Regions from separate parts of the Homo sapiens genome. Here regions 1 and 3 are each linked to region 2. The links are chromatin loops, found by intact Hi-C in ENCODE. Cell type or tissue: IMR-90. All regions are shown on one strand. Links, peaks and the distances in the headings refer to the core of each region. The heading gives the core; the rest is flanking DNA.

Region 1 (10,147 bases), core at 2,946-7,945, 190 kb after region 2:
AAGGAAAGCAATGTATTCCCCCTCCCCCCAGATAAAGTAACATCTGTTAACAAAATTTTTAATTTTCTTTAATTTTGTACTCATTAATAAGATGCGACAGTGGTTATCTTGTGGTCATCAGAAGCTCAGATTGGCAGTTACAAGTGTATCTAATAAAATGGAAAATCATATAATGATGATTTTATATATAAAGTGCCTGGTAAAGACGCTTTTTTAAACAGGGGTGGGAGAATAACAAAAGGAATCCTGAGCGGTAAACAGGTGGGGAGGTTATCATAATGAAGTATATACTGGCTAATTTCCCTCCACTTCTCCTTGACCGCCCCGCTTCTTTCACCAAGGCAGTCTAAGAGGAAGTAGCTATCTACTTCAACAACAGCTCTAACAGGAGACCAGAAGAGGTCAGCGGAGAGCAGTGCTAGGCACCCATCCTCCCACCCAGAGGGCTGAGCTCCAGAAGATCCCAGGTCTCTGTTTACTCAAAAAAGAAGCAACTATGAAAACAGAACAAATTGTTTTATTCAATTTTTTACTTTGACACAATCAGAGATGACCTATAAGTCTGTTGTAATGGTTAGCTTAAAAAAAAAAGATCTGAAGTAGAAAATGAAAAAATTTTCCTTATATACCAAAAAGTTCCCTGAAGAAGACAATAAAAATGATAATGCCTTGATAGTGACATAATCTTATTTTCTCTGAGATAGCTAGCAATCCATTATTTCTTAAAAACATGAGTTGCAGGTGCACAAAAATTCCCATTTAAATATACTCAGTTCATCGGCCGGGCACGGTGGCTCACGCCTGTAATTCTCAGCACTTTGGGAGGCCAAGGTGGGTGGATTGCCTGAGCTCAGGAGTTCAAAACCAGCCTAGGCAACATGGTGAAACCCCATCTCTACTAAAAACACAAAAAATTAGCTGGGCCTGGTGGCAGGCGCCTGTAATCCCAGCTACTTGGGAGGCTGAGGCAGGAGAATCACTTGAACCCAGGAGACAGAGGTTGCAGTGAGCCGAGATTGTGCCATTGCACTCCAGCCTGGGTGACAGAGTGAGACTATGTTAAAAAAGAAAATATATATATATACACACACACACACACACATACACACACACACACACTACACACACACTCAGTATCTGATTATTTGTGCTATGGAAAAAAGAATGTGCAATTACTAAGAACTGGTCAAGTACTACAGAGTCCCTGGTTTCTAAATTAATTCTAAAATCGGAAAGTGGAAAAATTAAACATGTTTTTTGAATGTTTTAAATATTTAAATATAAATGTTTCTTCTCTTATACCTTCAGGGAGTGTAAACCAAATAGAAAGTTTCCCCTACTCCCCACATTTAAAGCTGAAGAATTAGAAGGAAAACACACTATATAAACTTTTAAACACCAGCTGTAGTGTTTTTACTTGCCTTCCTCAGAACTTCCTTCATTGAAGGTACAGTACCTAAAAACCAGCTTTTGCTACGTTCCCACGCAAATAGAGGTCATGATCTGGGGTGTTCTGATTGACTATAAACTTGTAGTAGTATACCAGGCACAGAAAGAATGGCAACCACAAAAGACAACGTGGTACCTGACGTTAGGGGCCTTATGAATTTAATAAGGGCATTGATAAAATTAGAAAATGCTAAGGAAAGACCTAAAATGGATGAATATATTCAACAGATAACAGAGAGGTCCAAGTTACCTTGCCTACCCCTCTAATTGTTTTTGAGGAAGATCAACTTTCAGCCAAAGCGCTGCAGACAATATAAAACAAAGTTTGCATAAAGTACCTTTGAAAATAACAAGCTGCCTATAAACCGTTGCAGACGTGTCAGTAACAAAGGTTTTGCAAAGTTAAAGCCCTAAATTGAATTAAACCCTAATAATTTTGTATTATTACATTTTCATTCCCTGACAATTCTGATTTTTCAGCTTACTGTTTTTGTTAAATTTAAATTGGTCTGGTCTATCTATAGAGAGAGATAAAAAAGCAAATCCCTATTTTTTAAAGTTCTGAGTTGAATGGTATAAAATTAAATACAGAAATGCATTTTAAGTGCAAAGTATCCTTCCACTGTTGCCAGAAAACAAGTAACAAAGAGGAGTTAAGTAATTTAACAGCCATATTTTCTCACTCGCCTTCATTGGGAACACAGTCGTTTGCATGGCATAATAAGCTGTAAATTATAAACATTTTTACATAGCCTGCTGCAAAGAAAAGTCTGCCAGCTTTCTACTATATTGGATAGTGTTCAAGTGATTAACTATAGCTTTGGAAAAAAGGGGTGGAAACTTGTTTTGCGTCGCAGTTTGTTGGTTCTCACGTACAGCCTCAAAAAAATCCATTACATCATTATTTGCAACAAATATGTAAGTAATTATAATAGAGTAATAGAAGCTCCATATTATTACAGGATACAAATTACTCATGGACAAGAGAAAATCTTGTAGGTGCATAATCATTCAAGTATTTCCTTGAAATGTTGTCTCTAATGAGTATGAATGTAATGGTTTCCAAAAATAACAAAATTTGCAGCACTGACATTTCAGGACTAATGACAAATGAAATACACTTTACTCTTTGTCTATAGGGAAAGCCCATTAGACAGAATATCTGCTTAGGGCACAAGTCTATTTTAAAAAAAGGTTCTTGTGTCAAAGAAAATATATAAATATCTGTGTTTCACAACATATAAAGAATAAATGTGTGAAAGGAAACATGCAGTAATAGAGATAATGGCCTGCAAACATAAACGTTTTTATTTTTAAATTATATAGAGCCCCACCAAAATCCACATTCAACCCCCTAAGAAAATTTTGTCTCAATAAATCAACAATAATACATGGAGCACTTGAGTGCCCACCATAGTGCTGGGGCTTTGGAGGTCAAAGAAAAAGTTTATAACCTGATGTCTGTCCACTATACTGAGGATGTCAAGATGACTAAGAAAGTATATGTAAGGCACCCTACTTCATAGGTTGTCTACAGTAATGGAAAGAGCATGAATTCTATGGTCAAATGGGATTTGAAACTCAACTCTGTGATTTTCTTACACTATAAACTTGAGCACGTTATTAAATTTCTTTAAGCCTGTTTACCAAGAAAAGCAATTTCTTAACCAATGTTAAATGTTAAATAAATGCACTAATATATATAAAGAATATGGAACAGTAGCAGACTTATAGAAAACTCTATATGTGTTAGCTATAGTAATAATTATATTTCTATATTTATTATAGTTAGCTTTGCACACAGCAGGTGTTCAATAAATGTTTGTTGAATGAATGAATGAATGAGCAAAGGAACAAATCTAGCAGAGGGACAAGATAAATATGCAGATTACTATAAAATAGACGAGAAGTGCCTCAAAGGTACAAAATGTAATAGAGGCCTCAGTGGAGGGAGAGGTGATAGGTTGGAAGATGATTAAGACACAAACCCTGACTTCTAGAAGGTACTGTTTAGTAAGAAAACATACATAAATCAGTATTTACAAAACAGTCATTACAAACAATGTGTTAAGTGTTTTAAGATTTCACAGAACCTTTCTTCTATGTTCTAGCTCTAAATACACCACGGCTTTTCCCGGAGTGTCCAAATCCTATATGTTCATGAGCAGATATGCCTAACTTCTACAAGCCACAAACTGAGGAGCTGAGAGGTGGGACCAGTGCTCAGTGCTCCCCTTATTTCCTCATTTTGGTGAAAACCACTGTTCCTTTGAAACCAGCTCTACTTCTGCCATCACTCCTCTTCTCTGTGCCTCTACATTTATTGAAGTCTCAGTTCTGTTGTTCTGGTTGACTTCAATCATGTGAATTGCCCACCCTACAGTTTTTCAATATACTCAATTCAACCACCTCCACTGTATTCTGTGAAACCCACTTTAAGGCACAACTGAACATAACCAATCAGAACTGTTCCACTTTTGAAATCTCCACTTGGATATCCAACTTTCCATCTAAAACCTACTGTCTTTTCTGCTCTTTCATTGCATTACCACTTCCACCCCTGCAAACTGATTCATCATGATCTCCAGTCCCTTGATCACTACTTTCTCTCTAGTTTTGGGCTCCCTCAACCTCACTTCCTACCTGATGGGGCCTAAACAATCATATTAGATCAACCTACACTCTTGCACATACCCTTTTCTTGATGACAAAGAAAAACATTAATCATGCTTTTATCTTCCTCACATCCACTCTAGGGCTGTTAGGAATTGCCTGTTGCTGTGTTAAGGAATTTGTATCTAATCCTGTAGGGAATGCAATTGAAGAGTTAAGGATGTTTTACTCCACTTAAAAACTTGAGGCCAGGCCAGGTGTGGTGGCTCATGTATGTAATCCCAGCACTTTGGGAGGCCAAGGCAGGTGGATCACTTGAGGCCAGGAGTTTGAGCCCAGCCTGACCAACAGTGAAATCCCGTTTCCACTAAAAATACAAAAAAATAGCCGGGCATGAAGGCGCACACCTGTAATCCCAGTTACTTGAGAGGCTGAGGCATGAGAATCACTTGAGCCTGGGAGGTGGAGGTTGCAGTGAGCTGTGATCGGGCCACTGTACTCCAGCCTGGGTGACAGAGTGAGACTATCTCAAAAGAAAAAGCAAACAAACAAAACAACAACAACAAAAAAACTTGAGGCCGGGTGTGGTGGCTCATGCCTGTAATCCCAGCACTTTGGAGAGCCAGGTGGGTGGCTCACTTGAGCCCAGGAGTCTGAGACAGGCCTGGGCACCATGGCAAAAACACCTCTCTACAAAAAATACAAAAACATTAGCCAGGCATGGTACATGCACCTGTAGTCTCAGCTACTCATTTGAGCCCGGGACATTGAGGCTGCAGTGAGCCATTATCGTTCCACTGCACTCCAGCCTGGGCAACAGAGGGAGACCCTGTCTCAAAAAACAAAAAACAAAAACCTTGAGAAGAGGAGGGAATGAGGGAAATCTTAACAACAGAAAAGGGAGACTTAAGATTCCAGTAACTATAGAGAGGGAGGATGCCAGGATTAGAGATAACCAATCAGAGAATCTGCCCTCTTTGCCTCTATTATCAACACCACCCACTTTCAGGAGTGAGAAGGAAAGTCCAAGAGCACAGTGAGGAAGACATTTCTTAGGCACTAAGCCACCTACAGATGTCAGCTCTCACCTATCATCTTATGTGAGGGGTGTTAAAGACTACCTACCTTTAGTTAAACAAAGGGTTTATCAGTGGACATGGGTGGATTGTGAACCCAATGGTGACTGTGGAAATAGCTCTAGTAGTTAAGTTCCAGCAAAAGAGTTTTAGAAAGGAAATTACATCAATAGCAAGTGTCAGGAAGACTCTAGATGCATACATTGTTTCCTTACCTACTCATTTGAGGTCAAAGACTATTTCTTATTCATAAGAAATATTCAGTGTCTTTCAGTGTCCAGTGCTGTGCCTTGCAGAGACAGGAGGTGGTCAGGGTGACTTATTCTGGACCACAGGATAGTTGAACCTATCTAGATGTGTACCCTGTTAGTTAAGCTCCTGGTTTGAAGCCCATCATTGCCCCTGCTGTACAGATGAGTAATTTCAAAGAGTGATTAAGTAACTTACTTAAGGTCAAATAGCTAATCAATTGCAGAATTGAGACAAGAACCCAGATCTCTGGCCCTTCATCTATGCCTTTATTATGACACACTGTTTACCACTGAGATGCCTTCCGTATGAGTTCAAAGGATCACCATTAAGTCATGAAGCTACTAAGCTGACTCTGCCAATAAAATTAATATTTTAAGTGATTTGCACAACTTCTATCACATGATGAATGCCCAAAATTAAGCACTGTTTAAAATGTAGAATTAGTCACTGGACAGTGCCTTTAACTTTGGCTACTTACCAGTCAACATACAGCCCTTCTTTAAGGAAAGGATTTTAAAATTTTTTACTATTAACAAAAACAATTTATGCAGCTTGTGTTTTGCTGTGATAGATTAGGCAGGCTAATCTATATCATGTTATTTACATGCAATAAACTAACTCAGCTGAGTAGATTAGTAGGTAAGCCCACCTACTTTTTGTGGTTAATTATACTGTTTTGTAAGAAGCTGATCCTATTTTGTGTTTTTCCAAAAGCTCTGGTGAAGTAATGACTTCTGACGTACAGTATGTTAAACATAAAGAGCCTTCCCTTTTCTTTCTCAACATATAATTGCTGCATTTGTGCATGCTGTGCAAGTTGAACATAACAATAAAAACTTAATGAAGAAAATAAGTACTGGTTGTAATGAATTAGTAATATTACTAGATTTGTATCTGGAGTTTACATTTACTGTTGTAAGTAGAATACAATCAATAGGAATATGTAATCAAATTGCACATGCTTTCATCTCTTGAGATTTATCTGAAAAGGAGCTGAGATATCTTTAGGAAATTATTTCCAAAAGCCTACACTAAATTCAATTATTCTGCATAATCATTTAAAATCACTGTCAATAAGCGCTCCTCATTTTTAAGGTTCTTGTAGTACAAAAAGATACGTTTCTTAAATAGGCTTTTATTGCTTTACAAGTATGAAATATAACTTTTTCATTTTTAAATTTAGTTATACAAAATAACATGAATAGGTTATTAAAAAACTGAAATACTACAAATAAAGTCACCTTTAGACCATTCCCTTATATCTGTTTCCAAACCTCTCCAACCCCTTCTTTCTTCAACCACTGTTATTAGCAGGTGAGTAAGGTTCCTTCCAGACTCTTTGTTTGCATTCACATGTTATCTTAAAAACAAAACAAAACCATAACTGATTTTTAAAATGCTACATATTTGAATATTACCTATTTCATGTTTATATAATTGACCCTAAATAAATAACATGATCAACATGTTCTGCCTTAAGCCTCATTTCTTAAGATGTTTTTTGATTTGATCAGTCCCCAAGGGAAATACAGTTTGTTAATTTTGTTTGGCATTTTGAAGTGCTAGACGAATTCTAATGTGTGGAATGAAGGTGAGGATGGATAGATAGTCACAGCCTATTGTTACTATAATTAGAAGTCGTCAGATGCTAATTAGTACCACATTAAAATGATAAATTATGAACTACAATATTTGCAGCTGAGACCAAGTGCAATTCCCTAAATGTAAAGGTTTATAGAAAAAAAAACGGCCTCTTTCACAGCTTTTTATATTCTCCCTTCTCTCCTTAAGATTATTTCACACAGGCCTCCAAATATTCTATCACTTCCTCTAACACCACACTAAGCGTAACCAATTTTCACTTAGAGGAGAAAGTAATGTTAAGATCTGTAATTTGATTTTAAGATGTTTCTAGATTTAACTTATAGTTATGTTTATGATGATTTTTGTGATAAGTTCTTGAAGCCCAACAATTACCTCAGTATGTACAGGTGTTTCTTGACTTACAATGGGGTTATGTCCTGATAAATCCATTTAAAAGTCAGAAAATTTTAAGTTGCATCATGGTAAGCCAGGGACTACCTGCATATCATTAATTTAACCTTAATCAATTGAATACACCGAGTAGAGTGAAGAATTAGCACAAATGCGAAGAAATTGATGGTGTCCATTTGAACAGATGGCAAATTTTAAAAAGCTAATCTAAAGATAGCATTTTACTTCATTCCTGCTTTTTTTAACAAAAATAATTTTTTTTATACTTTATTATTTTTATTTGTAGTTTATGCATTTTCACAGGATATTTGATCTGGTCAAAGAGGCCAAAGGATAAAAGTTCAGGTCAGCCCAGGGACTCCAAAGCCCTCATTCTAATTACAGGATAGGGTTTCTAAGCTAACTACCTGTTCATGTCTTTTGTCCATGTTTGTGTTGTAATTTTCTTCTTCCCGATTTATAAGATTTTCAATTGATTTGTAGGTTACAACTTGGCTTTTGGTCATGTATGTTGTAAACATTTTTGTAATTTGGGCTTTGTCTTTTGACTTCATGGGAATTTTTTCCACTGAAGAGTTATTTTTTGTGCAAATGTGTTAATCTTTTCATTTATAGTGTCAAGTTTTGGAACTTTTTCATAAAGTCCTCCCTGCTCTGAGATAAATACTACCACTACTAGTGACAATTATTCAGCCATGATCAAATAGTCATTGCTATCTATATGCTAGAAACATGCTGAATGCTGAGGTAATACGGATAAAATACAATTATCTGAACTATGTTTTTTCTTTTTTCTTTTTTTTTTTTTTTTGAGACAGAGTCTTGCTCTGTTGCCCAGGCTGGAGTGCAGTGGCACAATCTTGGCTCACTGCAACCTCCGTCTCCCGGGTTGAAGTGATTTTCCTGCCTCAGCCTCCCGAGTAGCTGGGACTTACAGGCAGGTACCACCATGCCTGGCTAATTTTTTTTTCTTGTATTTTAGTAGAGACGGGATTTTGCCATGTTGGCCAGGCTGGTCTCAAACTCCTGACCTCAAGTGATCTGCCCATCTTGGCCTCCCAAAGTATTGGGATTACAGGCGTAAGCCACTGCACCCAGTCCAATCATCTGAACTATGTTTAAAAGCACATAGAGGACACAGTCTTCTCTTATCAGCATTACAAATAAATACAGAAAATGTTCGGTCATGATTTTCTTCTTATTCGCCAACTCACCTGCCACCCAGAAGTCACATAGGTAATAAGATAAAAATAGTTGTTTTGGCTGGGCGCAGTGGCTCCGCCTGTAATCCCAGCACTTTGGGAGGCCAAGGAGGGCAGATCACTTGAGGCTAGGAGTTCAATACCACCCTGGCCAACACGGTGAAACCCTGTCTCTACTAAAAATAGAAAAATTAGCCAGGCGTGGTGGTGCAGACCTGTAATCTCAGCTACCTGGGAGGCTGAGGCAGGAGAATCATCTGAACCTGGGTGGTGGAGGTTGCAGTGAGCCGAGATCATGCCATTGCACTACATTCTGGGTGACAGAGCAGGGCTCTGTCTCAAAAAAAAAAAAAAGTAGTTGTTTTACAGATAGAATTGGTATGCTTTAAAATTGGTCAGTATCCATTATGTATCCTGGCAAATAGACCATCTAAAAAGAAGAAATGCCAACGATGACTTTACTTCTCATTCAATTACTCATTTAATGTTTTTTCATTCTTGCATATTCTACTTGTACCTGAATTGATCTCTATAGCAAACAGATTAGAGACAGAGCAAGGTGGGTAAAAAGAAGGTGGCTACACTTCTATAAATGAATATGTGTGTCCCAGGACACTGCAGATCTTTAATTCAATTCAGTGTTTTTTTCCTCAGATTGGCAGGTGTGTCTCGCAGTTGGATGTGGTCCAGCAGGTCCCTATGCTGCAATTCTGAAGCAGTGGGAACATCATCATTGCACTGGGTCCCCAGCAGCAGCATATTCTCTACCCACTGCTGCTTAGAGGAAATGGAGTTAAGGGTAACACAAACTCAGGAGAGTCTAAAACCTATCAGTAAAACTTCAAGACTTATAGATACCAGAATTGAAGCTGCAGATAACAGAGGTGGGCAAAGAAAGTGTAGTAGAAAAAGGAATTGGTTGAAATATGAAGGAAAAATAAAATAAACTTTTGATGAGACTTAAAAAATTTCCCTGGACAGGGCCAGGCAGGCTGGGGTGCAGTGGCACGAACCTGGCTCACTGCAACCTCCACCTCCCAGGTTCAAGCAATTCTCTGCCTCAGTCTCCTGAATAGCAGGGATTACAGGCGCCCACCATCATGCCCAGCTAATTTTTTTGTATTTTTAGTAGAGACAGGGTTTCACCGCCTTGGCCAGGCTGGTCTTGAACTCCTGACCTTGTGATCCACCTGCCTCGGCCTCCCAAAGTGCTGGGATTACAGGCATGAGCCATGGTGCCCGGTCAACACTTTTCTTTTCCTTCTTTAAATATATTATATTGCTTCACATAATAACTAGCTTAAAAATTAAGATTGTTTCATGAAGAATGCTTTAGAATCTGGTTATAGCTCACATCCTGAACTACAGGTTGCAAAGGACATAATAAACTGCCATCCCTTTAAGTCATCGTCCATGTTAAACTACTCTGTAAGACTTACACTGTAAAACATGTGTTTCAAATGTTTGCGTCAGTCTAAAACACTTATGTTATACAGAAGATCCAGTCATCCAGATAGAGATTTAAATGAATACTATGTCCAAGGCATTGGTGAGTTGTAA
Region 2 (10,147 bases), core at 2,207-7,206:
CTCATAGCGAGTATTGGGACAGACATGGCACATATGTTTTACTCCTCTAAGACTCAAACATTTGGTATTTCCTGAATTCTCTTTGTGGAGATAACAAAGTTTTCAAATGGCATATATAACAAAATATATTACATCCAAGTTGATAGCCAATGATTTAATAACATTTAATATTAAAACAATTAAGACACATAAAAAGTGCAGCATCTATAGCCTGTAAATTCTTCCGGCATATTATGATCCTAGCTTTCAGTAAGTAAATGTTATACTTATGGAAGCTGCATTTATTAGGACTTGACATTAGATAAGTAAGTAAATTACTTCAGGTATCAAAGAGTTCTCTACTCTAGGCTGGAATAAGTGAATGTGCTTTCCCAATGCCTATGTTCTGAGATAATTTTTGCAGTGATGGAATTCGGCTCATATCAGCAGTAGAGAGAGGTGAGCAAGACCACTTAGTACCTAAATATAGGGCTGAGAATTCATGCAGCTGGCAGGAGAAGATGAGACCTCTTTGGAAGATGGCTTGGGTAGCTTTAATGTGAAAAAAGCTTCCAAAATTAAAAATGTTTAGTCATTGTAGCTACAAAAAAAAAAAAAAAAAAAAACCACAGGGTTGGGTGCAGTGGCTCATGCCTGTAATCCCAGCACTTTGGGAGGCCAAGGCAGGCAGATCACGAGGTCAAGAGATCGAGACCATGCTGGCCAACATGGTGAAACCCTGTCTCTACTGAAAATACAAAAATTAGCCGGGCATGGTGGCGTGCTCCTGTAGTCCCAGCTACTCAGGAGGCTGAGGCAGGAGAATTGTTTGAACCTGGGAGGCAGAAGTTGCAGTGAGCCGAGATCGCATCCCTGAACTCCAGCCTGGTGACAGAGTGAAACTCAGTCTCAAACAAACAAATAAACAAACAAAGAATTGAGCACCTCTGATTGAAAGCCTTGAGTCCTTTGGGGACTAAGAAATGGATAAGCAAGGTCCCTGTCCTCATAGAACTATCATCTAACCGAGGAATCAATCGTGAGCCCCGGAAACTGTGATGTAAAGCAGAAAGGAGAGGCCCAGAGTGCGGGGGAGCAAGGAGCTCAAAGAGATCAGGAAGATTCCATGGAGGAGGGGCTGAGCAGGATTCTGACCCATGAAGGCTGGGCGAAGGGCACTCTGGGCAGGGAAAATTGCGGGCAGCAGCTGAGGCAGGAAACTGCAGGCCATATTTGGAAACCTATAAATAGCCCTTCTGAGTGAAAAACAGAGAGCACTGTAGTTAGAGGGAGAAGTAACAGGTAAGGCCAGAGAGACAGGTGGTGAACAGATTGAGGCCTTCTTCCAGTCTGAGCCACACATCTTCTGAAACCTGGCAATCAGCCTGGTGCTTGACTATTTCATCGAAGACAAATGTGACCACTGGCAGCCACAAACCAAGAAGACCCTGATCCAAGAACTGGAGCTCTGCTGCTGGCCGCAAATGCTGGTCTCTCAGACTGCTTATCTCGGACTCAGTAATACAGTGGTAACTCGGAATTGGGAAGATGCCAGGAAGAGGGATAGGGACAGAAACATAACCAGTAACTGACCATTGCCCTCTACAGTCTTATACCCCCACATGGCTTCCAAGAAGCCCAGTTTTAAGCTGTTCAGGGGCAATGCCTAATATACTAGAGCAGGGTCACATGTTTGTATATGCAAAGAAGGAGAAACTGCCTTAACACAGCAAAGAATTTAACAAGGAATAAAACAAACGAAGAGTTCTGATCCTGCTGGGTAACAAGAGATCATCCACAAGAGGCAACTGTTAATTTAAAATTTCATGGCATTGCCGGGCACGGTGACTCACGCCTGTAATCCCAGCACTTTGGGAGGCCAAGGTGGGCAGATCACGAGGTCAGGAGATCAAGACCATCCTGGCTAACATGGTGAAACCCCGTCTCTACTAAAAACATATAAAAAATTAGCCAGGTGTGGTGGCAGGCGCCTATTAGTCTCAGCTACTCGGGAGGCTGAGGCAGGAGAATGGTGTGAACCTGGGAGGCGGAGCTTGCAGTGAGCCGGGATCATGCCACTGCACTCCAGCCTGGGCGACAGAGAGAGACTCCATCTCAAAAAAAAATAAATAAAATAAAATAAAATTTCATGGCATTGATGCAATAGGGTAAACAGCCTCTGGATGGATTTCTCACCTTTGCATGTTTACCTTTTTTTTTTTTCTGCTTGAATTTCAATTAGTCTTAGCCTAACAATGGCTTTTTTTTTTTTTTTTTTTTTAGACAGAGTCTTGCTCTGTCGCCCAGACTGGAGTGCAGTGGCGTAATCTTGGCTCACTGCAATCTCTGTCTCCTGGGCTTAAGTGTTCCTCCTGCCTCAGCCTCCTGAGTAGCTGGGACTACAGGAGCGTGCCACCATGCCCAGCTAATTTTTGTATTTTTAGTAGAGACGGGGTTTCATCATGTTGGCCAGGCTGGTCTTGAACCCCTGCCCTCAAATGATCCGCCCAACTTGGCCTTTCAAAGTGTTGGCCACTGTGCTCGGCCCAATAATGGCTTCTTATAGCCAACCAAAACAAATGGAGTACACAAAAGCTCTAAAATAAAAAATACAGTGCTACTATATTCTAAGCATTCAAGAGCTCCTTGATAAGCACAATAAAACCCCATGATAATGCCCTCATCAAAAATATGATTTCATTTTATTTATTTATTTTTGAGACCGTGTCTTGCTCTGTCACCCAGGCTGGAGTATGGTGGTGTGATCATGGCTCACTACAGCTTCACCTCCTGGGCTCAAATGATACTCCCACCTCAGCCTCCTGAGTAGCTGGGACTATAGGCACACACCGCCATGCCTGGCTAATTTTTTGATTTTTTGTAGAGACAGTCTCACTATGTTGCCCAGGCTGGTCTCAAACTCCTGGGTTCAAGTGATACCCCTACCTTGGCCTTTCAAAGTGCTGGGATTACACGCATGAGCTACTGTACCCGGCCAAAAATAAAATTTGTTTTTTTTCTTTTGAGATGGAGTCTTGCTCTGTCGCCAGACTGGAGAGCAGTGGTGCAATCTCGGCTCCCTATAACCTCCGCCTCCTGGGTTCAAGTGATTCTCCTGCATCAGCCTCCCCAGTAGCTGGGACTGCAGGTGCCCAGCACCATGCCTAGCTAATTTTTGTTTTTTTAGTAGAGACAGGTTTCACCATTTTGGCCAAGCTGGTCTTGAACTCCTAACCTCAGGTGATCTGCCCCCCTTGGCCTCCCAAAGTGCTGGGATTACAGGCGTGAGCCACCGTGCCCGGCCAAAAATATAATTTTAGATATGATGCAGAATTGACAGCTGGCTCCCATTCCCTGCCTAGCCCCTAAACAGGGCAGGTAGAGGGAGGTCTTAGAGAGGAGGCCAAGGCCATAAAGATAGGGAAAAGGCATGTGAACTTGTTTCAGAGAGAGAAGAGGTGAGGGGTAAATCTCGTCCTAATTATTCTCCCAGCTGAATCTGGCCAACTAACTGGGACATTTCCCAAATCGCTAATGTTATCCTGCAGCTTCTGCACTCAGAATTGTCCCCAGTAGGCCGGGCATGGTGGCTCACACCTATAATCTCAGCAGTTTGGGAGGCCGAGGAGAGCAGATCACAAGGTCAGGAGTTCAAGACCAGCCTGGCCAATATGGTGAAACCCTGTCGCTACTAAAAATACAAAATTACCTGGGCATGGTGGTGTGTGCCTGTAGTCCTAGCTACTCTGGAGGCTGAGACAGAAGAATCGCTTGAACTGGGTAGGCGGAGGTTGCAGTGAGCCGAGATCGCACCACTGCACTCCAGCCTGGTGACAGAACAAGACTCTGATTCAAAAACAACAACAAAGAAAACAGGATGTTTAGCCAGGTGCGGTGGCTCATGCCTGTAATCCCAGCCCTTTGGGAGGCCGAGGTGGGTAGATCACCTGAGTTCGGGAGTTTGAGACTAGCCTGACCAACATGGAGAAACCCTGTCTCTACTAAAAAAACCCCACAAAATTAGCCAAGCTTGGTGGTGCGTGCCTGTAATCCCAGCTACTTGGGAGGCTGAGGCAGAAGAATCGCTTGAACCTGGGAGGTGGAGGTTGCAGTGAGCCGGGATCACGCCATTGCACTCCAGGTTGGGTAACAAGAGTGAAATTCCGTCTCCAAAAAAAAAAAAATTGTCCCCATTAATATTTAACTTGGGGCCGACCACCACCACCAGGTGGCATCAAATCACAACTGAGTCTGGCATGAATTTATTTTTGATTTATTTAAAAATTTTTTGGTAGAGACAGGGTATTGTTATGCTGCCCAGGCTGGTCTTAGACCCCTGGGCTCAAGCGATCCACCCGCCTCAGCCTCCCAAAGTGCTGAGATTACAAGCCTGAACTGCTGTGCCTGACCTGGCATGAATTTAGATAGGGCAGTTAGCTCCCAAATTCCTCACAGCTAGCTAGACTGACCCACAATGGTCATTTTGTTGTTAACCCTGCAAGAAATTGTAACCTTCCATTTCATATGACTGATTTATTTGGATCTCAGTTATAATTACAATTACAATTATAATTACAATAGGATTTACTGTATTAATTTATAACCAATAATTGATGAAAGTACTCTCTTAGTAAACTAAAGGCCAAAGAATATTAAATTAGACATTGTACTAATTATTTTGTGCTAATTATACATATACATATTATATATATAAAATATTTATACACACATATACAGAATGCTCGCTTTGGCAGCACATATACTAAAACTGGAATGATGCAGAGATTAGCATGGCCTCTGCACAAGGATGACACTTTTATTTAACTTTGCAAAAAAAAAAAAATTAAGAAAACCAATAAACACACACACACACACACACACACACACACCCCCCTCATAGCTTGAGTTTATTTATTTTTTGAGACAGGTCTCACTCTGTCACCCAGACTGGAGTGCAGTGGTGCAATCTTGGCTCATTGCAACCTCTGCCTCCCGGGTTCAAGCAATTCTCCTTCCTCAGCCTCCCGAGTAGCTGGGATTACAGACATGCACCACTACTGCCTGGCTATTTTTTTTTTTTCTATTTTTAGTAGAGACGGGGTTTCTACTAAAACCCCGTTTAGTAGAAACGGGGTTTTTTTTAGTAGAGACGGGGTTTCTCCATGTTGGTCAGGCTCATCTCGAACTCCCGAACTCAGGTGATCCACCCACCTCGGCCTCCCAAAGGGCTGGGATTACAGGCATGAGCCACCGCACCCGGCTAAACATCCTGTTTTCTTTTTTGTTGTTGTTTTTGAATCAAAGTCTTGTTCTGTCACCAGGCTGGAGTGCAGTGGTGCCATGTTGGCCAGGCTGGTCTCAAACTCCTGACCCCAAACAATCCACACTGCTCGGCCTCCCAAAGTGTTGGTATTATAGGCGTGAGCCACCGCACTCAGCCCAGTTTATTATATTACTGAAATTTTCAGGCTGGGCATGGTGGCTCACACCTGTAATACCAGCACTTTGGGAGGCTGAAGCTGGAGGAACACCTGAGCTCAGGAGTTCAAGACCTGCCTGGACAATAAAGTGAGACCCCATCTCTACAAAGATTACACAAATTAGCTGGGCATGGGCGTACATACCTGTAGTCCCAGCTACTCAGGTGGCTGAGGTGTGAGGGTTGCTTGAGCCCAAGAGGTCAAGGCTGTAGTGAGCTATGATCATGCCATTGCACTTTAGCCTGAGCAACAGAGTGAGACTCTCTCAAAAAAACCCAAAATAGACAAAGAAAAAATGAAGGCTGGCCATGGTGGCTCACACACGTAATCCTAGCACTTTGGGAGGCTGAGGTGAGAAGACTGCTTTAGCCCAGGAATTTGAGACCAGCCTGGGCAACATGGCGAAACCTCTTCTCTACAAAAACTTACAAAAATTTGCTGGGTGTGGTGGTGTGTGCCTGTAGTCCCAGCTACTCGGGAGGCTGAGGTGGGAGGATTGCTTGAGCCTGGGAGGTCGAGGCTGCAGTGAGCCATGATCACACCACTGCACTCCAGCCTGGGAGACAGACTGATACCCTGCCTCAAAAAAAAAAAAAAAAAAAGGAAAAGAAAAGATGGAAAAAGTACTAGAAAAAAGTGAACCAGGCTGGGCGTGGTGGTTCAGGCCTGTAATCCCAGCACTTTGGGAGGGCAAGGCGGGTGGATTACTTGAGGTCAGGAGTTTGAGACCAGCCTGGCCAACATGGTGAAACCCTGTCTCTACCAAAAATACAAAAAAAAAAAAAAAAAATTAGCCGGGCGGGGTGGCACGCGCCTGTAGTCCCAGCTACTCAGGAGGCTGAGGCAGGAGAATTGCTCAAACCAGGGAGACAGAGGTTGTAGTGAGCCGAGATCACACCACTGCACTCCAGCCTGGGTGACAGAGTGAGACTCTGTCTCAAGAAATACAGTGAAGGAGTTAGTAAAATTTACCACTGGTAGCTGGGCACGGTGGCTCACGCCTGTGATCCTAGCTCTTAGGGAGGCAGAGCCAGGAGGATGGCTTGAGCCCAGGAGTTCGAGACCTGCCTGGGCAATACAGTAAGACCCTGTTCTCCACAAAAAGGGGAGAAAAAAAAAAGAAAGAAAAAAATTACCTCTGGTAAAACTAGTTATTGGACCCTTGAAGGTGACTTATTTGTTTTCTGTCAATATCACCCTGTGTGTTATGTTTTTTCAGGTAGGAGATGGCTTGGTGAGTAGGAATTATCTTCAGTTTCAAATAAATCTCATTTTGGCTTTCATTCCTCTGAAAATTAGCAATACAGGGATGAAAAGAATTGTGCCTGTCTTGCACTATTGTGCACTGTTCTTGCACTAAGAATAGTGCTTCATATCATAAGCACTGTATGTGTTGCCATTATTAGTAACCTTTGCAGTGATTATTGTGCTCTTGGATCACCCAGACACACTCTCCCTCTTGCTGCCATCCCCGCCCCATTCACCCGTCTAAAACAGGTACTGTATGTCTTTTTTTGGCGGGGACAGAGTTTCGCTCTGGTTGCCCAGGCTGGAGTGCAATGGTGCAATCTCGGCTTACTGCGACCTCTGCCTCCTGGGTTCAAGCGATTCTCCTACCTCAGTCTCCTGAGGAGCTGGGATTACAGGCGCCCGCCACCACGCCCAGCTCATTTTGTATTTTTAGTAGAAATGGGGTTTCACCGTGTTGGCCAGGCTGGTCTTGAGCTCCTGACCTCAGGTGATCCACCCACCTCAGCCTCCGAAAGTGCTGGGATTACAGGCGTGAGCCACCATGCCCGGCTAAAACAGGTACTATATGTCAAACACACAACATTGTGTGGCCACTCCTTGAATAGTTCACTGAACATTTTAGATGGCTTCATGCTTACAGAGTTTCTTTCTTTTTTTTTGAGAGAGAGTCTCACTCTGTGGCCCAGGCTAGACAGCCCCCCGAGTAGCTGGGACTACAGGTTCACGTCACCAGAGTGAGACTGCATCTCAAATAATAATAATAAAAAAGTGACCCAAAAGAAAGGGGGAAGAGGCTGGGTGCGGTGGCTCACACCTGTAATCCCAGCACATTGGGAGGCTGATGGGCAGATCACATGAGGCCAGGAGTTTGAGACCAGCCTGGCCAATATGGCAAAACCCTGTTTCTACTAAAAATACAAAAATTAGCCAAGTGTGGTGGCGCATGCCTGTAATCCCAGCTACTGGGGTTACTGAGGCATGAGAGTCTCCTGAACCCGGAGGTGGAGGTTGCAGTGAGCTGAGATTGCGCCACTGCACTCCAGCCTGGGCGACATAGCTAGACCCTGTCTCAAGAAAAAAAAAAAAAAAGAATCGAGGAAGAATCTTAGTATTTGACAATGTAGAATATAAGGGAAAAAATATATAATAAGGGAAAAAGAAGGGTGTTACACACTGATGAATGATAGAGCAAGAAGCACCTGAAAAAATTGCAGGAATAGATACATCAGGTTAAAAGATTTTAACACATGCTTTTCAGAAATTGATAAATTGGAATTACAGTTGTAAGCGACCATGCCCAGCTCAATTTTTATTTGTTTTTGTCTTTATTTATTTATTTTTTTTTGAGACAGGGTCCCACTCTGTTGCCCAGGCTGGAGTGCAGTGGCGCAATCTCAGCTCACTGCAACCTCTGCCTCCCAGGGTCAAGCAATCTTTCCACCCCAGCCTCCCAAGTAGCTGGAACTACAGGTAAGTACCACCACTGCTGGGTAATTTTTGCATTCTTTTGTAGAGACGAAGTTTTGCATGTTTCCAGGCTAGTCTTGAATTCCTGGGCTCAAGTGATCTACCTGCCTTGGCCTCCCAAAGTGCTGGGATTACAGGCATGAGCACCTGGCCTGTCTTTTTGATTTAAATTTCTCTTTGAGATAATCTTATTATTGGATCTGTTTAATTCAATCTGAAAGTCTGTTTTTTAATTGAATTTAATTAATTTTTATTTATTATAATTCATTATAAGTACTTATTTCTGCCTTTTTATTCCATATTTTTCATTTACTACAGGTCTTGGTCTGTTTTGTGTTGCTATAACAGAATTAGGCTGGGTAATTTATCAAGAGGTTTATTTGGCTCAGGATTCTGGTGGCCGGAAGGTTCAAGATTGGGTAGCTGCATCTGGTGAAGGTCTCAGGCTGCTTCCACTCATGGTGGAAAGAGGAAGGGGAATGGGAGTGTGCAAAGATCATAAGGCAAGAGAGAAAGCAAGGGAGAAAAACCAAGGAAGCTAGACTCTTAACAACCCACTCTCTGGAAAGCTAACTCATTCCTGCAAGTGTGAGAATGGGTTCCTGGGAGAGCATTAATCCATTCATGAGAAATCCACCCCCATGACCCAAACACCTCCCACTAGGCCCCACCTCCCAACACTGCCACATTGGGAATCAAATTTCTTTCTTTCTTTTTTTTTTTTTTGAGACGGAGTCTCGCTCTTGTTGCCCAGGCTGGAGTGCAATGGCCTGATCTCAGCCCACTGCAACCTTTGCCTTCCAGGTTCAAGCGATTCTCCTGCCTCAGCCTCCCGAGTAGCTGGGATTACAGGCATCCACCACCTCGCCCAGCTAATTTTTTGTATTTTTAGTAGAGACGGGGTTTCACTATGTTGGCCAGGCTGGTCTCGAACTCCTGACCTCAGGCAGTCCACCCGCCTTGGCCTCCCAAAGTGCTGGGATTACAGGCGTGAGCCACTGTGCCCAGCTGGGAATCAAATTTCAACATGAGTTTTGATAGGGACACACCATATCCAAACCATAGCACTACACATTTTTCTTTTCCCCTTTCTTCTTTGCATTGGATTGTTGCTTTTATTAGTTGTTGCTGGCTTAAATGTTAAGCATTCCAGTACGCCTGGAACCTGTCTTACTTCAAAGTTCATGTGTGTCTGCTGCATCACTCCAGGAATTATTATTATCTTTTTTTTTTTTTTTTTGAGATGGAGTCTTGCTCTGTCACCCAAGTTGGAGTGCACTGGCATGATCTCAGCTTACTGAAATCTCCGCCTCCCGGGTTCAAGTGATTCTTCTTCCTCAGTCTCCCAAGTAACTGGGACTACAGACATGTGCCACCATGCCCAGCTAATTTTTTGCATTTTTAGTAGACACAGGGTTTCACCATGTTGCCTAGGCTGGTCTCGAACTCCTGACCTCAAGTGATTCACCTGCCTCGGCCTCCCAAAGTGCTGGGATTACAGGCATGAGCCACCACGCCCGGCCCTCACCAGGAATTATATGTCAATGGAAGTTTAGGAATGTATCATCGACTCCAGTGGATCTAAAACAGGGTGTGTGTGTGAGAATTACCTGAAAATTCTGAAAAACATAGGTCTGGATACAGCCCTTATTCTAATGCAAGCCCTTGATTTTAATATGAGTGGTTCATAGACCATATTGTGCAAATACTGTTCTAATCCAACCTCTTCCCTTTTTTTTTTTTTTTTTTTTTTTGAGGCTGAGTTTCGCTCTTGTTGCCCAGGCTGGAGTGCAATGGTGCGATCTTGGCTCACTGCAACCTCCGCCTCCTGGGTTCAAGCAATTCTCCTGCCTCAGCCTCCCGAGTAGCTGGGATTACAGGCATGCACCACCATGCTTGGCTAATTTTGTATTTTTAGTAGAGACGGGGTTTCTCCATATTGGCCAGGCTGGTCTCCAACTCCTGACCTC
Region 3 (10,147 bases), core at 2,539-7,538, 520 kb after region 2:
TACAACAAAGGATTTAGACTATTCCATAAACTTAGTTGATAAAACAGCAGCAGGGATTGACTCAGTTTTGAAAGTGTTCTATTGTGGGTAAAATGTTATCAAATAGCATGGCATGACACAGAGAAATCCTTTGTGAAAGGAAGAATCAACCAATGTGGCAAACTTTATTGTTGTCTTATTTTAAGAAATTGCCACAGCCACCCCAGCCTTTGGCAACCACCACCCTGATTAGTCAGCAGCCGTCAGTATCAAGGCAAGACTCTCCACCAGCAAAAAGGTTATGGTTTGCTGAAGGCTCAGATGATTGTTAGCATTTTTTTTTTTTTACAAATAAAGTATTTTAAATTAAGAAATGTAAATTGTTTTTTAGACATAATGCTACTGCACATTTAATAGACTACAGTATAGTATAAACATAACTTTTATATGCACTGGGAAACCCTCCAAAAAAATGCATGTGACTTGCTTTATTGCAATGCTCACTTTATTGCAGTGGTCTAGAACCAAACCTCCAGTATCTCCCACGTATCTTCATCAGTTAATGAGCTATAAGAAAAGAGATGTCATCCTCTTCAAAAATGAGAACAATTTCTATCCTGCAAAAGCCATTTAAAAACTCTTCATGAAGCAATGGTTGATGGAGGAGAGAAGGAATCGTGTTTTGGTAAAAACCTTCCTTCCTGGGATGGGTTTGGTGTGGGGACCACTATCTGGCATCACACTCAGAGTTTATCAGCTAGTGCAGGCGGCTCTGTTCATTGACCGCAGGGCTCTACCCTTGTGAGTGTCCCAGAATAGCTGCGGCTACCTGAGAGCAATCCAGTCCTCAGGGACTCGTTATTGTCCCAGATAAACAGCGTTGCCGCAGCCAGCACGTAATGGCTGTATTTAACTGTGATAAGTGATGGGCAGACGTGCCCGAGTGAGTGGATCTCTGGTAGGGCCTGGGTAATTGGACAAAGGCAAGCTGGCTGGCAGCAGGCATTTCTTGCACATCATAGAATTGATGCCACAGGGTTTTAGACTCCTGGGGATAAATATGACAGACATGGGGAGCTTGCCTTCTAAATGAGGAAGACAGGACAGACCTACTGGATTTTGATTATGCTAATTACAAAAGTATTTGAGGAAGGAAATAATACAAGTTTAGAAAATGGGTTAGATTAATAGAGGCAGGCTTCCTGGTAGAAGTGGAATCTGCCACCACAGAAGAGCTAGTTTGGAAATGTTGGGATGTAGAATAAGACAGACATTTTTCTCTGAACACACATTTACTTTTGGGAGTGGTTGCCTGGAAGTTTTATGGAATGCTAACAGTGAAAGTCTTAGGCCATAAAGGTCAAAGAAGTAAAGGTGAGAGTGGCCATATTTTGACAGTATCAACATTGAGAGAATGTATTTAGACACAGTTTTGCTATCTATAATTCTCTGGAAAATTTTGTGTTATAAAGGTGGATGAGTATCTAGATCACATTCTTGGCCATGCTTCCCTGATAAAACAGAAAAGTGACTCACCAGGTGAACAGAGAGTCTCTCAATGCATTTGGTGTGCAGTTACGATTCCATGAAGAGAAATATTTCATTCCTCTGGCCAAAAGGGGCAGGCAGGCCTGGAATTCTGAAGATAGCTGGTCATACATGCCCGATGGAGACCATGCCTTGTGGTGCCAGCGTGTGTGTATGGTACATACATAGTACATGTATGATACATATATAGCATAAGAAATGGGCTTTTATTTGTATGTAATTGTGTGTGTCTGATGCTTCATGTAGCAGGGGTGGGTTATCCTGCCTTCAGACAAATGCCCAAATCAGAGGAAAACCCAAGTGTGAGGTACAATTGTGGCCACTTCCCCAGAATCCCCTGCTTTAAGGGGTATTCCACAAACCTCTGCCATAGATGTGTGTGTATGTTTGTGTGTACTGAGAGAAGGAGACTTTCTGAAATTTTGGAGTTCAGGGTCCAGAAGTTCATGGGCTTCCTTGTATACTGGTAACAGATTAATATTCAGTTGTTCAAGTTTATAATTCTACATATTTGATACTGGATTTTGTGGAAAGATTCCACAATCTGAGCATGTGAGAAATGGAAGACTTAATACTGAAGCTCACCCAGGCCCCCACTGCACAGAGGAAGAATCGAGGCTCTGAGGGATGGTGGCTGAGGAACACAGTGGAAGAATCGAGGCTCTGGGGGAGGGTGGCTGAGGAACATGGAGGAGGAATCAGGGCTCTGAGGGAGGGTGGCTGAGGAACATGGAGGAGGAATCAGGGCTCTGAGGGGAGGGTGGCTGAGGAACAGTAGAAGAATCAAGGCTCTGGGGGAGGGTGACTGAGGAACATGGAAGAGGAATTGAGGCTCTGAGGGAGGGTGGGTGAGGAACATGGAAGAGGAATCAAGGCTCTGAGGGAGGGTGACTGAGGAACATAGTAGAAGAATCGAGGCTCTGGGGGAGGGTGGCTGAGAAACAGGTCCAAGGTCACATAGCCAGTCAGAGGCATTTGTACTGTAACTCGGGTCTCTGTTTCGCTTATTGTAGTAATTTCCCCTTTGCACAGATGAAGACATTTAGACATGGAGGACAGTTTTTTCGTAAGATTCTTCTGCTTGGCAAGGACAAAACAGAACCAGCTCCAGACTCTGGAACTTCCTGCCATGATCACTTTCTAAAAATCCAAACTTATTTCCTCCCCACTCTGTTGGATTTCATACCTTCCATACCAATAAATATCAGAAAAGTGAAGCCCAAGCTTGGTTCTTCATTTTCATCGATTCCAGAGTCTTTTCCTGTGTCACCAACAAGGGGGCTGCCCTGAACCAGCCAGAGCCAGAAGGACAAATGAGGATGCCTTCAATACCGCCCCCTCCTCAAATGTTATCAGCAGAGAGGGACTTGTACTGCCACCATCTGGCCTTTGTGGGTGTCCCAGACACAGCAAGTATGTGGTGAGAGGGAAGGAAACAGCACAAATTGTCTACTTTACCATTCTCTTAAAATAAGCTTCGTGTGAGCAAGCTTTTCAGAGCAGCAGGACTAGGGCTGCGAAAAATAGAGTGTGGTGCAGCTGCACCCTTCAGAACTTTGGGGGAAAACACATATTATTTACCAGACAATAATAGATACCAGAGAATAATAATGATTATTATAGTGTTTGGGATGGCAAATGCTGTAGTTAAGGTTCCAGAATGGCTCTTATTATAATCCCGTTTTACCGAGTCTCTTGTGAAAGCCTGGAAATTTTCTTTAAGTAGGCTGATGCTGTCCGTGTTTGGTCTTTGTCCAAAGGTGATTTGAATATAAAGAAACTTACTGGAGAAACATTCATTTTTTTAAATAGTGATTGCATTAAAGAAAAAAGCTACATTATTAAAAAAGCAGTTGCAGCATCCCTAAGTAAGCAATTCAAAATGGCGGTGTTTCCCAGTTTACTGGAGGAAAATGTTAAACATTCTCCCTCCTCCCTTTTAAAGAAAGAAGGAGGCCCCCTCTAACTACAAGATTCAGTCACTCTTGGTTCCAGGCCCAGAGGTGGGGATGGCTTCCCTCCCTCCATAGCAACTTCCAGGCTGTGCTTGCTAAATGCAAAAGAATTGTTCCCAGAAGAAGTGACCCCGGTGTCTTTGGATCCACTTGTCATCTCTGCAGCTCCTCAATTTTTGTGGCCTCACATTTGATAGTGGCTCTTGGTGCTTTTATTTTTGTATCCCCTCTCTCCATTGTCACTTATTCTTGAGAAAGAAAGAAAAGAAAGAAAGAAAGAAAGAAAGAAAGAAAGAAAGAAAGAAAGAAAGAAAGAAAGAGAAAGAAAGAAAGAAAGAAAGAAAGTAAGTCAAATGTGAGCTCTTTATTCAGAAATAAATATCCACATTTCCAAATCTGACCATGCCAAATGAAAAGGTTTCCATGGCCTTGTAATTCCACCCCCATTACATATTTGTGGTGTTTTGCATTTTCACTTTGGTTATTTAATATACATATTAAGTACACACAGATCTGGTGATTTAATGTGATTGGGGGAACTCAGGCATTTCCTGTCGTGCACAGTGAAACTTTCAAACCTTGTTTTTGGCTGCTGCTGATTATTGTTGCCATTAACACCAGGATTTAGATAGCAGGGTTCAAAGCACAAGCTTCCACTTAGTCCTCCCAATGGGCATTTGACCTCCTCTTGCTCTTGCTAAATTCATGTTATAAACACTCCAAGCAAGCTTCCAGGTCTCTTTGTGGCTCCATTTCTTCACTATAAAATGAGGAAATGGTACTGTATTATCTCTGGGGTCCCTTCAAGTCCTACATTCTATCACCTCTCTGAAGTTATTTGTTCATTGTTCTAAGAATAATCTCAACAGTTGTAAAGATGTTTACAAGTCCTCTGTCACCACCTCACCTTAGCCAAATTTTACCCATTCACATTTCTGACAGCCTCATTTATTGGCAGGAAGAAAAGGTGCTGTTTTGGGGCATGGCAGAAGAGAGGCGCCTGACCCACTCATGTGATCAAAGTGTGTCGAGCGCCCACAGCGGGCCAGACTCTGAGCTACGAGTTGGGTGTAGAGACACGAGCAAAACAGACAAGCCCCTGACCTCTGGGGCTTTACCATGCAGTTGGCAGACTTCTAAGTGGCTGCTCCCAGAACTGACTGAGTGGCCTCAGGAAGCTCTATTTCAAACCAAGTGACTGGCGGCAAATGAAAGAAGGCTGCAGGTATCAAGAGGCAGAGCCTCATATCTCGGTGAATGTTGGGATGAGCATTCCCCAGAAACTGACTTTCCTGGTGGAAAATCCTGTTCAGAGCCTCTGCCCTGGGACCCCAAGGCTCTTGGTTGATTTATTTTCTTCCAGTCCAGTGCTACTGTTTGTTTTGGATGTGAAGAGATGTGAATGGCTCACCTTTTACAGGCAAGACCCACACACGGAGAAAAGCAAGCATTTCTTCCAGCTTAGTTGCCTTTGTGGGAAACTTCTGAAGATAGGTATATGTGTCCATGGTAATTTTCCACTTGCCAAAAAGTGAATCTATTGGCCCTCTTTTCAGCAAATACCAGAGCTGAGACATGGGGTTACAGGAGTGAGGTCAGGAGCTCCAGGGTCCTCCGTGACCTTGCCTGGCTTTGGAGTGACCTTGGGTGACTCAAAAGACCTCCTGCTGGGGCTGGATGCGGTGGTTCATGCCTGTAATCCCAGCACTTTGGGAGGCTGAGGCAGGAGAATCACTTGAAACTGGGAGGCAGAGATTGCAGTGAGCCAGTTGCACCACTGCACTCCAGCTTGGGCAACAGAGCGAGACCCTGTCTCAAAAAAAAAAAAAAGCCTCCTGCTGGTTAAGCATGCAGTCATGTGGAGGGGGAGGGTTGCTGGGTTGCAAAGGATGCTGTGGTCTTTGGGTGAGGGCGTGGTGTACCCTACTCATTATGGTATTCCAAAAAGCGACTTGAGTTTCATTTCCTCACACAAAGCTGGCAGGGCTGACCTGAGCAGACCGTGAATGAAACTCCTGTTGAAATCACGCTGTGCTGCAGCGGTTCTGGGGCTCATCCTAGGTCTGCCCTGGCGGCTGGAGAGTGTGCTGCTGTCTGACTCATGCCTGGGTTCTCCCCAGCTGGGCGGAGGGAGGGGGATCGGTCCAGTGGATTCTGACAGCCCCTTCTGCTCTTTTTCCAGGAACGTTCACTCACAGGGTACGCTCATGGAGAGAGGGCGCAGAGCAAACCATGTCACGCCATCCAATGACACCAGCTGGTCAGCTCACCACCCCCTCTGGCTAAAACTCAAGCAAATAAAGCCGCTTCCTGTCATTAAGCATCTCAGAGGAAGCAGCCCTCCCTCGATGGCCTCTAGCCCAGAGAAGCCCGCGCATCTTGGACCCACCAAGCAGGCCCAGCCTTCCTGCTGCCACCATCTCTGCTTCTCCCCAGAGGAACTTAGGGATTTCACCCCTGGCTTTTAAAAAAAACGAAATACCGACAAGCCACAAGGACCAATGTAGGTATTCTCCCCGCCCCATCTTCAAGGCTCAGCGACTGAGGCTGGAAGATGATATGGATTGGAACACAAAAAATCTTTTTTTAATCTTTTTAAAAACTGCTGTGGTTTTGCTGCTACACTAAGAATTGTGATTTGCATTGTACGGTTTTGGACCTATATTGTTCACGTTTTGATGGCGGAGAGGGGTGGTCCTGGAGGCCCAATGCTTCAGAGTCATCTCTGTCCTGCCCGGGATGCACTTTTAAATGAAGAGTTAGAATATTTTATTGGCTAATATACTTTTCTTGTTATTTTTACAAAGGCCACCTTTATCCTTTTTGATGCCATATTTTCAGTGTTACACTTTTATGGCTTTTAATTTTCGATTTGACAGATGTAAGAAGCAGCATGAATAGTTTATACTGTGGTTTTTCAGAGACTGAATGCCAAGAGAACTCGGTAAATGTTTATTCTTCTCAGCTTTCTCTTTAAATTCCCCTAAATAGCGCCCCATTTGGGAACAGAGCAAGAGTGTTGAACTGAAGACCAAAATGCCCTCAAGGTGTAAAATAATCCGAGGGGGAATATTTGCTGGGCGTCAGGAAAGACTCAGATGAAATTTCAACCCTGATGGTTTTCGGTGATCCAGGAAGTCAGTGAGACAATCTCTCTATATGCAGAGCCCTTTCATGATAATTAGAATGGTATGGACAAACCAATGAAAACAAGAGGGAAAGTGAGAAAGATCACCCATGATTCTGTTTCACTGTTTGCTTTCTCCTGTCATGGTTAAGAGAAATGTGCAATTCGATCCTCAATCAGTGGGTGGAGGATAACAGGGTAGATTCACTTGTGTGCACTTGTACAGTTGTAGCTGCGAGTCCAGAAGTCCTCTAGAGCATGTGTACTGGCACTGAGTTGGTGAGACAGTTGTGGAGTATCCCATTCTGATGAGTACAGAAAAAAAAAGAAAAAGAAAAGAAGAGAAAAAATTAAGAAAAAAATCAAAAAAGGAAGAAAACTAAAAAAAAAAAAAATCAAATCACCTTGTGATTCAGTGTATCTGTTTACTAACTCAAATAAAGCAATTGTTCCCTCTGGAGGGGTCCAGGTGCCCCCGCCCCACAAGGCCGCGGAGCCTCAGCAGGAGGGGTGGCGAGTTGCGGGTGGGCAGGGCCAGGACGGTGTGGCGCCAGCCTTGAAGCACCACGGCCCAAGGATGCGGTGTACATACTGTATTTCTAGATTCTCCTTTGTACAGAGTCACTTCACAAGTCAAGCTACTGTTTTACAGGTGCTCCTTATTTATTAGAGCTGTGAGAGCTTGGGGGACACACCTGGCGAGCAAGCTCGCTTTTTAAAAATGAAATTTGGGGGCAGGGGAAGGGGAGGCGGGAGGGAGGGGAAGCTCGCAAGCCCGGGGAGAGATTTATAAAAGTAAACAAAAGAAAACCTTCCAGCAACAAATTAAAAAATAATAACAAATCAACCCCAGCACCAAACCCACCCAGGCAGGAAGAAGCCGCCCCTCCTCTGGGGCCATATTTTTCTGCTGGGTCACAACATTCTCCTCTCCCTGACTGGTGTCAGATTCATCAAACAAAAAATAAATCTCGAAGAAAAAAAATGCACTTACATGTGCTTATTTGGCTTTTCTCATTATTATGACTACTGTTTTTTTTTGTTTTTTGTTTTTTGTTTTATTACAGAGGTGTTCATTTTTCTCCCCCTGGGAAACATTTTAAAAAATAGAACTAAGGAGTTTTAAAAGATGGTAAGCTACTGGGATGGCACTGTCTCTTCCTGACCTGCTAGACCACGCTTGTCTGCAGACAAGAGCCCACTCCGTCCGTTCCAGGGCCTGCTTCCTAACCATGCCCATCACTGACAGCACACAGTGCATGGGAAGTGAGTGTTTAGGCTGTAGACCCAGGTGTGGTGTCCCTTCCAAGTGCTCTTCAAGTCCTGATCTTTTTTGGCTCCAAGGGTTCAGGCCTGAGGTTCAAGAAGCACCATCAAATGGAGGCAAACATGCTCCACGGGTTCCACTCACATCCACACACCATCTCACCCCACTGACTAGAGAGACTTTTATTTCAGCCTTATGTGAATGGGGTGGGTCCGTTTGGCTCTTTGATACCTGAGTTAAATATCAGAAAGTTCCTAAGGTGGAAAGTATGCTAATATCTAGTTCTAGTCATTGTAAATCTAGTTCAGTTCTCTTGTTCTACATATGAAAAAACAGAAGCCTAGAAAAGCAACTCGACCTGTTCAGAGTCTCGCACTTAGTTGATTTAGCTTCTCAAAAAAATGAATGTTCATTAAAATCTGAGGCACCACGAGCAGCTCCCTTGAAGTGATCATCCTGTGGATTCCGGAGACCTGATTTTCTTCTCCCATGGAGCCCGAGAGAATCTTGGAGGCTTCCTGGTGCAGAGTTATATTTATGGCGGTGACTCCGTCTGAACTCTGCCGAGGCAAGCCCAGCCAAGGACGTGCCAGCGGCCGAGGCACCCGGCTGTGGTTGTCCTGATAGCATTATTCATCTGGTCTTGGCCATGGAGACAGTCATCCAGGATATTGATTTTGCTTTTGTCTGTAGTCCAAGATTGTCAAGCAAACATTTTGACCCTTCTGGAAACAAAAGGTACCTTTGTTCCAGCATAGAAAGATTCTGTGGCATCTCATAAGCCATCAGCACCCCTTTTCCTCCTCTTCCTTCTCACGATCTTACTGCTGTCTGAATGCACAATTCTCTTGGGATATCAAAACCATATATAAAGAGAAATAGAAACAATAATGTATGTAAGTGTGAATACGTGTCGAGCGTTTGCACATTAGTCTCATTTAATCTTCACAATAACCTTCCCTATGGGAAGGGCCTTTATTTTCTCTTTATTATAAATACAAAGAACCTGGAGCTCAGCAGTTTAGTAATCACCCAAGGTCACAGGGCTAGTGAGTTGCCGAATGGGATTCAAGCCCAGGAGGCTTGGCACCAGTACCCAGCCCCTACCTCCAGTGTGGAGAAAAACTGTTGACATCTTCATGAAGAGTCTTCGACTTCCTGTAAATGTGTGGTAGTGATTCAGTTTTATTCAAAAGTGGTCCTCATTTTAAACCAAGCCAGAAGATTGCATGTTAATGGTGAGTGCACGCCTCACCTTACTGGATGCGGGGACTTGCAGAGGACATTCTGCTTTCTGAAAAATGAGTCAGGCGGGATTTTCCTTGGTGGTTATCAACCCCCCGCAGAACACAAAGCCCCATGCCTGATGCTGAGGGGAGGCCAGAGAGGAAGAAAACTCACAGTCCCTGCCCTAGTGGTTTATACTTGATGGGAGGATAGGGCTGTGGAAAAGATGGACCACTTCTTGGTCTCACTAGGACACTCTGTCAATGTTTTCCAGGGTTTATGTAATCACACGTTTGGAGCCTGGATTCATAACTTTGCAAAGCTGCCCTCCCCTGCAGGTAGGTGCTCCCCTGATAAGGGATGGGCACCTTGAGCCACAAGTAGACCTGTAAGTACCAGGCCATGCCGCCCAGATGGCACAACAAAAGACCAGACTGAGGCTCAGGTACATAGGCACTGAAGACTCTGGCGAAGTCCTTCCCCTCCTCAGCCACCCCGTGTACCCCAAGGGCCAGATGCTTAGCCTCCTTTAACAGCTTCAATAGGGACCCTCCCTGAGACATGTAATACCTCCTTGCAGGTTTTCAGTGGTTCCCTGTAGCCTACGAAGTCAAAGTCAAGGGCAGGGTATAACATGCAAAGCCCTCCCAACTCTGGCTTTTGCTGCCTCCCAGCCGAGTCCACTCCCACTCCCTGTCACCAGCCTTGCCAACATAACACCTGCCTAGAACTAGGAACTTGTTCCTATGCCCCTGCTCTCTCTCCCTCCTGTGCCTTGCACATGGTATGTCTTTCCTTCCTCTTCCCTGGGCAATTTCTGCAGCCCAGCTGCTCAGATGAGGTCTTCCCTGGGAAGCTGCATGGACCAGCTCCTCCCCTCCCCTGCTGGGGCAGGCGCCCCCTCTGTGCTGACCTCTGCCCTGATGCAGATCATACTCAGCTTTTCCAGCCGCTCATCTGTCTGTGCGCTTTACCAGTCTGCAAAGTCCTTGAGGATGGGGATTGTGTCTTATTTGCCTCTCATCTCCTGAGCACATGCACAGC

The links. Hi-C counts contacts between places; a loop is a spot of excess contacts. Peaks named below come from ENCODE experiments on the same cell type or tissue, not always from the same donor. Only the 100,000 strongest peaks of a DNase experiment are listed, where the experiment ranks them.
Region 1: a loop joins it to region 2, with 2.2 times the contacts of the local background. A loop is called at or near these places in 4 of 110 quality-filtered maps.
Region 3: a loop joins it to region 2, with 5 times the contacts of the local background. A loop is called at or near these places in 4 of 110 quality-filtered maps.

What each region holds. Positions count from the first base shown.
Region 1 is chr6:107,317,925-107,328,071 of GRCh38, forward strand. All of the region lies in intron 2 of PDSS2 (decaprenyl diphosphate synthase subunit 2), which reads right to left. Among named protein-coding and RNA genes, the nearest start is that of PDSS2, 140 kb to the right of the region's middle. In IMR-90, for the core only: no CTCF peak of the experiment used is centred there; a DNase peak (open chromatin) is centred at 5,707.
Region 2 is chr6:107,128,354-107,138,500 of GRCh38, forward strand. It overlaps the pseudogene RNU6-1299P. Among named protein-coding and RNA genes, the nearest start is that of BEND3, 18 kb to the left of the region's middle. RefSeq lists an enhancer at 1,375-1,464. In IMR-90, for the core only: a CTCF peak has its summit at 4,212 (motif pointing right); no DNase peak of the experiment used is centred there.
Region 3 is chr6:107,652,543-107,662,689 of GRCh38, forward strand. It overlaps SOBP (sine oculis binding protein homolog), which reads left to right. Exons shown (of 7, transcript NM_018013.4): 7 at 5,665-8,764. Among named protein-coding and RNA genes, the nearest start is that of SCML4, 170 kb to the right of the region's middle. RefSeq lists enhancers at 4,987-5,564, 5,313-5,362, 5,565-6,141, 5,603-5,792. In IMR-90, for the core only: a CTCF peak has its summit at 5,559; DNase peaks (open chromatin) are centred at 5,679 and 6,429; H3K4me3 peaks cover 728 bases; H3K27ac peaks cover 3,306 bases.